Regions from separate parts of the Homo sapiens genome. Here region 1 is linked to region 2. A link is an interaction called in ENCODE POLR2A ChIA-PET data of the cell type or tissue named here. Cell type or tissue: MCF 10A. All regions are shown on one strand.

Region 1 (5,000 bases), 200 kb before region 2:
AGAGATGGGGTTTTGCCATGTTGCCCAGGCTGGTCTCCAACTCCTGGCCTCAAGTGATCCTCCCGCCTCAGCCTCCCAAAGTGTTGGGATTATAGGCATGAACCACCACGCCCAGCGAATAAAGTAATTATTATCCCCCATTAATGTAGCACAGATAGGTCTTCCCTTAATGGTAACTATGACCGTTATAATAGTTCACACATATTGAGCACCTTACCATGTGCCTCATCCCATTGCAAGCTGTTGCCACTCTCACAATAAACCTATGAGGTAAGTATTGTCTCTGTTTTAAAAGTGCCAGGCGCAGTGGCTCATGCTTGTAATCCCAGCACTTTGGGAGGCCAAGGCAGGAGGATCACTTGAGGTCAGGAGTTCGAGACCAGCCTGGCCAATATGGCGAAACCCTCTCTCTACTAAAAATACAAAAATCAGCCAGGTGTGGTGGCGTGTGCCTGTAGTCCCAGCTACTCGGGAGGCTGAGGCAGGAGAATCACTTGAACCTGAGAGGCGGAGGTTGCAGTGAGCCGAGATCGCACCACTGCACTCCAGCCTGGGAGGCAGAGTGAGACTCCATCTCAAATAAATAAATAAATAAACAAACAAACAAATAAAATAATAAAAGTGAAAAAAATCCCGAGGCTGGAGGATCACTTGATCCCAGGAGTTTGAGGCTGCAGTGAGCTATGATTGTGCCACTGTACTCCAGCCTGGACAACATTGCAGAAGGCTAATTGTGGAACCTAATGAGCTTGTCACTCCAGCAAGGCCTTGTCTCAAAAAAAAAAAAAAAAAGTGAAAAAAGGAACGTCAAGAGAAAGGTTAAGTAACTCGCCTAAAGTCACACAGTAAGAGCCCATGCCAGCTAGTGTCTGTTGGATAACTATATACCATGTACGGCAGAAACCAGCCTCACTGCACTGTACACAGTAGACACTCAGGAAATATTTACCATTTTGCAGCCAAAGCTTACCCCCGCCATCTTTCATGCAGACCCCGAGCAGGGTAGAAAGTAGAGTTCTACATTTTGTAAGAATCCACTCCCACATTGCAGAAAGCTAATTGTGGAGCCTGATGAGCTGGTCAGATCACACATAGAGCCAGGAGTAGAAGCCACAACTTCCAGCCAGTGCCCTTGACAGGGCAGCCCACCATCTCTCAAACACCGGGAGGTTCAAGAACAACACCAACCCCCTAATCAGGGACAAAGGGTTTGGAGTTGAGTCACCATCTGTCTGGTGACGGGAAAGCTACAGTGTGGGCAGGGGGCCTGGGAAGTAACTTGGTAGTAATATCTACCCATTTTGTGCCAGGCATTATGCTGGTCACTCTGTCTGCTTCATCTCCTCTAATCCTTACCACAGTCCCATCATTGTTCCCATTTTACAGGTAAGAAAAATCGAGGCACCAAAATGTGTCATTACCTGCTCAAGACCACATTGCTAGTGATTAACAAAGCCTGGACTTGAGCCCAGACCTGTCAACACCAAAGTCCATGCTTCCTTGCCCACCACACCCTCTCCACCCTCTCGGCTGCCTCAGTGCTCCTCCCCATCAGGCTGCAGCAGGGATGCTGCACTGAAGATGGACCCCAGGGGCCCCAGCGGGAAAGGCAGAACCTGTCACGTCAGAGTGTCCCAGCTCGAGCAGATGCACCTGGTTGGCAGTGGTGTTCCAGCTGCCCCTACAGGCCTGGCTGGCACAGGGCATGGGCCTGAGGCCAGAGCCTCCTGGCCCTGGGCCAGCCTCTTGGGGCCGAGGTAATGTGGGGCCCAGAGCTGGGGCTCAGGGCTAAAAGCCCCTCTCCCCAGCTCATTAGCAAACATCTGGGCTCAGGAAAATGACCGACCTGGAATGTGACTGAGCTGTGGGGAGCTGCTCTCTCCCAGAGTCCGGGAATGTGAGCTCCCTCCTGCAGGGCACGGACTCAGCCCAGCTGTTTCCTCTAATCCTGTCAGTCTGGCCTCAACGGGGGTCCAAACCTCTGCACTCTCGCTGGAGAAATAGAATGAAAACAAGCAAAAGGCCTGTCTTCCCAGTCCAGCCCACTGAACAGAGGGTTGGTACACAGTCCCTCTCTTTTTATGATAAAGATGAGAGCGTTCACACCTCCAGGTATGGAGCTGGGAGGAGCCATTCGGACTCATCAGGGGAGGCTCAGGGTTTACATTGTTCCTGCATCGCCCTCTGACTCTGTGCTAGTTGTTTCACACCTGGGCCTTGGTTTCCTTATCTGTAAAATGCAGTTAGTAGTGCTATGTACTCCATAGATTTGTTGTCTGGAGTCATTCATTTATCCAACAAATACTTATTGTGCCTGTTATGTGCCAGACATGCACAGAGGTGTTGAGGACACAACAACAGACTAGACCAATAAGGTCCCAGCCTCCAAGGAGCTTATGTTCTGCCACACCCAGGCAGATTGTGCAACAGATAAACAGATGAGTGGATCTCACATAACCAATGTGTTCTGAAGGTTCCAGGTTCAGTTGTTTAATATTTATTTAAAAGAGCCAGGCGTGATGGCTCACGCCTGCAATCCCAGCACTTTAGGAGGCCGAGTTGGGTGGATCATTTGAGGTCAGGAGTTCAAGACCAGCCTGGCCAACATGGTGAAACCCCGTCTCTAATAAAAAGACAAAAATTAGCCCGGTGTGGTGGTACGTGCCTGTAATCCCAGCTATTTGGGAGGCTAAGGCAGGATAATTGCTTGAACCTGGGAGGCGGAGGTTGCAGTGAACCGAGATCATGCCAGAGCACTCCAGCCTGGGTGATGGAGTGAGATTCTGTCTCGAAAAATAATCATCATAATAATATTTATTTAAAAGAAAAAAAGGAGAGGCCAGGCGTGGTGGCTCATGCCTGTAATCTCAGCACTTTGGGAGGCTGAGGCAGGTGGATCACCTGAGGTCAGGAGTTCAAGACCAGCCTGGCCAACACGGTGAAACCCCATCTCTACCAAAAATACAAAATTAGCTGGGTGTGGTGGTGCGTGCCTGTAATCCCAGCTACCTGGGAGGCAGAGGTTGCAGCGAGCTGAGATCGCACCATTGCACTCCAGCCTGGGTGACAGAGCGAGACTCTGTCTCCAGAAAAAAAAAAAGAAAAAAAGGAGAAAAAGTATTATGAACGAACTAAGCCAGAGGGGGCGATGTGATGGGGGAGGTATGAACTCACTGAGAAGCCTCAGAAAACGTCGCAAAGAGGTGACACTTAAGGTGAGATTATAATGAGATGGAGCAAGGATTCAAGGAGATAAATGGATGCAAAGCTCTCGGCACAGTTCCTGGAAAATAGCACGTGCTCCATAAAATGAAAGCTATTTCAGGGAGGTTTCATATATATAGCTCAGGAAAGGTGCTGGAGTCAGATGCCCTGGATCAAATCCAGGATTCAGCACAAAGCTTTCTCACCTTACTCCAGTAATGCATCTCTTGAGCCTCAGTTTCCTCATCTGGAAAACAGGAATTGTAATAGGACCCATCCCCAGGATCACCCAGAATTCACTGAGAGACGTGAATGTGAGGCACAGAGCCGGCACACGCTTGGCTCTCAGGAAGTGGTAGTTACTATGGTGGGTTGTTTGTTTGTCTGAGGTGGACTCTCGCTCTGTCACCCAGGTTGGAGTGCAGTGGCGCGATCTCCGCCCACTGCAACCTCCACCTCCCAGGCTCATGAGATCCTCCCACCTCAGCCTCCTGAATAGCTGGGACTACAGGCATGTGCCACTACGCTCGGCTAATTTTTGTATTTTTAGTAGAGATGGGGTTTTACCATGTTGGCCAGGCTGGTCTCAAACTCCTGACCTCAGGCAATCTGCCCACCTCGGCCACCCAAAGTGCTGGGATTATAGTCATGAGCCACTGAGCTCAGCTATATTATCCTTTTTCATAGAGGAAAAAAGGATTTGCCCAGATCCACTCAGCAAGTCAGCAGAACATCCAGGACCAGAAACAGGTGTTCTGACTTTGAGCCCATCCACCTGGGCTGTGTCCTCTAGCCTCTTCCTCCCTGCTGGTGGGCTCAGGAAACCTTGGGCCCCATTTTGGACTCAGAAGACTCAGAAGGAGAAGGTGGCCATGCACTGTGAGTTCCACAGTACGGAGCCTGTGCTGTCAAGGATTGCAGAGGGTCTTGGCCTGGACGGGAGAGCAGGAATGAGGCCCCAAGGACTCCATGGGTCCTTGGCCCCATGGAAAAATGTCAAATGTTCTTTGTAGGGTCAGATACAGTGGCTCATGCCTATAATCCCAGCACTTTGGGAGGTCGAGGCAGGAGGATCACTTGAATCCAAGAGTTCGAGACCAGCCTGGACAACATAGCAAGACCCTGTCTCTAAGAAAAAAAAGAAAAAAACTAAAAATTAGCCAGGTGTGGCGGCATGTGCCTGTAGTCCCAGCTACGTGGGAGGCTGAGGTTGGAGGATCTCTTGAGCCCAGGAGTTAGAGGCTGCAGTGAGCTATGATTTTACCACTGCACTCCAGCCTGGGTGACAGAGAAAGAACCTATCTCAATAAATAAATAAATAAACAAACAAAATAAAATAAAATAATAAAATACTATTTGTAGGTAGGGTGAGACACCAAGAATCAAGAAGGGAAATCAAGGCACTTCACTCCTCACTTGTTTTCTTCTTTCCTGTGACGCCCCACATGCTGCCGAGCTGAATTCACTGTTTCCTTCAGCTGTGGTTGTCTGACCCCACGGTAACAGACACAGCCTCCGTGTGACAGCACCGGGACGGGGCTCTCAGGAAAGGGCCTGGCGCCTGCAGGTCCTCCACAAAGCTGTTGCCAGCACCCTGGCCCCCATGGTAAATATGGTGAACAAGGCTGCCATGGTGATGGGCAGCCCTGGGTTCTCTTCTTAATTGATACATAGGGCTAGAGGTTAGGCAAATCAATTCTTTTTCTTTTTCTTTTTTTTCTTGAGACGGAGTCTCGCTCTGTTGCCCAGGGTGGAGTGCAGTGGCGCGATCTCGGCTCACTGCAAGCTCTACCTCC
Region 2 (5,000 bases):
GGACTCTCTGTGCTGGAGGCTGCAGTGTAAGGCAGAGCTGCCAAACAGCCAGCACCGCGTGACACAGGCTGACTGGGGACATGGTGCATTTTCCCCATAGTCAAGATCAAGCAGGGGTCAAAACACCTAGTGCTTTAGGGATTTCATACGGGGGAAGTGGGACTCCAAGGCCACTGAAACTGAGATCCCGTGGTTCTTCAAGAACAAAAGACCTTTAATTCAAATACTTTACTATTAATAATTGATACCATATTTTCCCATATGAGTACAAATGTACATGGGTATGTTCTACAGGAAGGAGGTTATAGTTGTCTAAGATGGTTTTAAAACTTTATTCCTGTAAATATAGAACATTTACAAGAGTGGGACAGTCTTGTGCTTTATCTCACCTTTCTGAGATGGGAGTTTTGGGGATAACTTCCAAGAGACGTGTTGCTTCCTGTCCCTCAGATGGGCCAGCCCAAGCCGGGAGGCTTCTTGGCCACAGGCAGCTCTCACCCAGGATGTGCCACCATGCTTCATACCTCCTGAACGCTTGTAGCCATGGGTGGAGCTCTGTGATGTTTACAACATGTAAGAATGAATCCCAACTGATGAGGGAATCTGGTTTCCATCATTGATTGGAAACGGATTCCTATCCCTTTCCCTTGCTCTGGATTTAATCTTCCTGTGAGAATGATCTAAGCCACTTTCCTCTATCAGAGGACAGAAGGGAAACCAGGAGAAAGGGAGGGAGCGACCGTTCCTAATGATCTCTGAGCCACCCAGTGCCCGCCGGCCCCGGTGGGGAGTCACGCACAGCACCTGTGTCCTTGCCTTCGTTGCACCCCTCCCTGTGTTAGAGAGCTGAGATCCTGATGTGAGTACCTCATGTGGCCTCGTGTGTCCTCTGCTGAGTCTCACTGGGAAGCAGCACAAGAAATGGATGAGGCGGAGCAGACCTGGCCTTGGAATCTGGCCCCGCGCTTAAGCGAGGATGGTCTTCGTGGCCTTTCTGAGCTTGGCTTCCTCTGAGTGGCGGGAAGCCTCATTGGTCATTTTTCAGAGCCCCTTGGTCCACTCCTCGGCACTAAGACACTTGAGAAAGGCTCCTCTCTTCACTCAGCATGCTATGGGGTTACTTAAGTTTATTTCTTAATTGAATTTTCTCATTAAAACCTGCTTTCCCAGATCTGTTTGGCAGCAGGACAGTTTCGAGGTGGTAGAAGAGAGGCCCAGCTTCCTCTGTATTTCCTTTCCCTGACTTTCTGGAGGCATTATCGAAGTACGCTAAGCCGCACGTAGCTGAAGTGCACAACTGGATGGCTTGTGTTTGTTTCAGTGATAACACACAACATCTGCCTCCCTGCTCTCCCCAGCCTCCCGTCTCTGATCGCGCACTCCCTAGTTTTCCAGCCTCTTCTTAAGCAGCGATTCCAGCTGGCAGCGCCGTGACAAGTGTTTCCGTAAGCATTCCCACGATCCTCTAAGTGAGGAGCATGACCTCGGAACCATGTGCCCGGTCCCCTCCCCTGACGTAGGAGGTAGTGGGAGGTAAGAACAATACTTGGATGGATGGATTCCTCGTCTGGGGCACTACTGGAAAGCTGAGCATTCGTAGGCCATCCAAATACGATCGTTCTCCAGGGATTCAAGGGTTAGAAGGGGAAAGCGAATTGATTTCCACCTTCGTGTTAGAGGAAGGAGCCTAGGAAAACAACCCCCTCTGCTTTTCCGAGCTCTCCTCCCGAGCCTTCTATTAGTTTTGGTCACAGAACTTATGAGCTAAGTATTTAAAAATTGGCAAATGAAAGCAACAATGTTTTCTCTTTGTGTCATGAAGTTCTCCCACTGGTGAGTTTTGAGGCTCGCTTTGCTGGGGTCCCTGGTAAACAGCTTATTCGGTTTCCCTGGGCTGGCGGGAGCAAGGGGAGGTGTGTTCCTAGCTTTGGAATACTAGAAGGGTATCTTGCTGTGACAGTACCTGGAATGAGTCTCGTGCCCATGGTGTTCTGTTCCTGATTGCTTTTCCAGTTTCCCATCAAGTCTTTAAGACTGTGGAAGGTACACAGGCTTTCGAGGCTAGCGGACTTAGCATTCTGTATTGACAAGACCTGAAGACAGGAAGCAATTGATGACATTTATCTGCTTTATTGGAAGTTAACAGCAACCCACCCAAACACTTATTTGGGAAGGTGTGTCTCCTGGGACTCAGCGGTGCGTGGCCTTGCCTGTGATTTTCGTTTGTAGGTGAGGAATGTACTGACTGGATGTTGTTAGGGTTATGATATCCCAGTCTTTGAGCTGGTCAGCACCTTCTCAAATTTCTCCCTCTCTCACTCTCAGACACAGGCTGAGGACTTGTGACATTTCATATATTCATGGAAGGCCTTCCTAGCTTACGGTTCCTTATTGCAAGACTGTTTGCTTTTAATGAAAGCTCTCAGTCAGCAGATTTATTTGTCTGGATGAGAAACCTTTTTATCTGTCATGAAACAGGAAAACACCTTTCTGAGAAACTGAGCATTTGGCTTCCTAAAGAATCATCATATCAGCCATCCCTGGGCGTCCACTTTGTAGAGGTATGTGCTGAAACTTGCTCAGCTTCGATCACTGAGCCTAATCCAGCCCTCCTTGGCTCAGACAACTGAACCATCCAGGCTCCACAGGTCCCAAGGTCTTCCTGGTGTCTGCAGTCCCAGCCACACTGCGGGTACACAGAGTCCAGCACTGTTTTCTGGAGGTTGGCAGAAGGCCAGCGAGGCCTTTGTTGTGAAATTGTTAGATTATATGCTTTTACTTTCTTGTTTCTTCCTCTTTTCTGTTGACTTAACATGTAGAATTTATGGAGCAGTGACTATGTCCCAGGTATGTGCCAGATGCTGAATGAGGATTACCCCCACATAATCCTTAAAATAACAGTATAATGTATGTATAGCAGTTGTCCCTCCTTAGCTATGGGGGATATACTCCAAGACCCCCATTGGATGCCTGAAACCACAGATAATATCGAACCCTATATGCTTTGCATTGAGGTGTGACAGCAAAACTAGCACAAATTTCTTTTCCTTCAAAATTTTAGATAGAAGACTCATTCTTACCATAGATCTTAGTCTCCGCATATAGTTTTTCCCTTCCTTTATTAAATTGAGAAATTGCACTTAAAGAAGCCCTTTTGTCTTCACTTCGGCATATCTGAATTGCTGGCATCACTACTCTTGTGTTTTAGGGCCATTATGAAGCAAAATAAGGGTAACTTGAACGCAAGCACTGTGACACCATGACAGTGGATCTGAGAACCGAGCTGGCTCCTGAGTGACTAACGGGTACATAGCTTGTACAGTGTGGATACGCGGGACAAAAAGATGATTCATGTCCCAGGCAGGATGGAGTGGGAAGGCATGAGATTTCATCACGCAGAACGGCGTGAAATTTAAAACTTCCAAATTGTTTGTGGAATTTTCCACTTAGTATTTTCAGACCATGGTTGACCACAGGTAACTGAAACTGCCAAAAAACAAAACTGCAGATAAGGGGTGACTACTGTGTTACTACCCTCATTTATAGATGGGGGAACTCGAGGCTCAGAAGAGTTTAGTGACTTGTCCAAGGTCACACAGCTGGGACCCGGTGGAGTCAGGATTTGAATGCAGACAATCTTGCTTTCCAACCTGTATCCTTAACTAGAGAGCGGTGCTGCCTTCCTCACTTGTGACTCAACTGTGCAAAAGTAGGTGCTAAATAACCCGCTCCTCTTCTTTTGGAGACTTTAAAACAAAGAGATGGCAGTGGTTCTTAGCACAGGTGGCCCAGCTGCTGGGCTCTGTGGAGTATTGAGTAGGCACACAGGTTCTGGGGTCAGATGCACCTGCCTTTGAACCCCAGCTCTGCCATCCATTTAAATGTGTAAGCTCACCACTCTCTCCGTACCTCAGTTTCTGCATCTGAGACTGATACTGGCACTTAACTCCTTGGTTCATTTTTAAGATTACATGAGATATTGGCATATAAAGCACTTAGAAGAATGGCTTAATAAGTTTTAGCTATTACTATTATAGCTGTGTTTTAAGCCCTAAGTCAGCGCCTGCCGTGCACTACCTGCTTAGTGAAAGTTGTTAGTAGCAGTTGGTTGTTGTGCTGTGTTTGGCAGAGCCTGCTTTAGGTGGTGGTGAGAGTCAGTAATACTGTCCAGGGCTGGGCTTAGTTCCTAGTTATCAAAAAGCTATTTTGGAACTGGAACTTGTTGCTTCCCTTTCTTTAATTCTTTTTGCTCATGGAAGGATGTTAAGCTCCTTCCTCAGCCAGCTTTCTTCTTGAGACATAACACTCAGCGTTTGATTGGGGATGGAAAGAAAGGTTTTGAGCTTGCGAAATATGTCTTGTTGGCAAGATGTTCACCAGCTCTCAGGAAACTTGTCTGTTGATGGAGGAATAATGTTTCCACTAGTAAAGATCATTTTGGCTTACCCAAAAGAACCAAAAAGGAGCGGCCTTGACTGATTTGATTTTCAGGCCCCATGTTCCGGGGCTACCCACTCTCATGCCTTTAGGGAATGTTAACTTACATAAGTGAGAGTGTGCGTGTATATGTTTAATTCCATATTATAATGAGTGTGTTTTTTTTTTTCCTTTGAGACAGAAAGGAAAAAAAAAACTTTTTGACTGACTTGATTATCAGGCCCCTTGTTCTGTGGCTACCCACTCTCCTGCCTTTTGGGTGTTTTGTCCCCCAGGCTGGAGTGCAGTGGCACAATCGTGGCTCACTGCAGCCACGACCTCCCAGGCTCAATCTGTCCTCCCACCTCAGCCTCCCAAATAGCTGGGACTACAGGCATGCCCAGTTAATTTTTGTATTTTTTGTAGAGACGGGGTTTTACCGTGTTGCCCAAGCTGGTTTGAACTCCTAGGCTCAAGTGATCCTCCCATTTCGGCCTCCCAAAGTGCTGGGGTTCCAGGCATGAGCCACTGCGTTGGCTAGAAACATTATAATCTTATGTTTTCTGAAATGAAGTTCTGTATAA

The links. ChIA-PET counts read pairs that join two places held together with the same protein. Peaks named below come from ENCODE experiments on the same cell type or tissue, not always from the same donor. Only the 100,000 strongest peaks of a DNase experiment are listed, where the experiment ranks them.
Region 1: POLR2A ChIA-PET joins it to region 2 with 33 read pairs; 5 of 35 experiments call an interaction of 5 or more read pairs at or near these places.

The regions. Positions count from the first base shown.
Region 1 is chr1:19,637,576-19,642,575 of GRCh38, reverse strand. All of the region lies in intron 1 of MICOS10-NBL1 (MICOS10-NBL1 readthrough), which reads right to left. Among named protein-coding and RNA genes, the nearest start is that of NBL1, 4.2 kb to the left of the region's middle. In MCF 10A, a CTCF peak has its summit at 1,627; DNase peaks (open chromatin) are centred at 1,485 and 2,415.
Region 2 is chr1:19,434,604-19,439,603 of GRCh38, reverse strand. The region is part of intron 1 of CAPZB (capping actin protein of muscle Z-line subunit beta); the gene reads left to right. Among named protein-coding and RNA genes, the nearest start is that of CAPZB, 48 kb to the left of the region's middle. In MCF 10A, no CTCF peak of the experiment used is centred here; DNase peaks (open chromatin) are centred at 2,683, 3,313 and 4,343.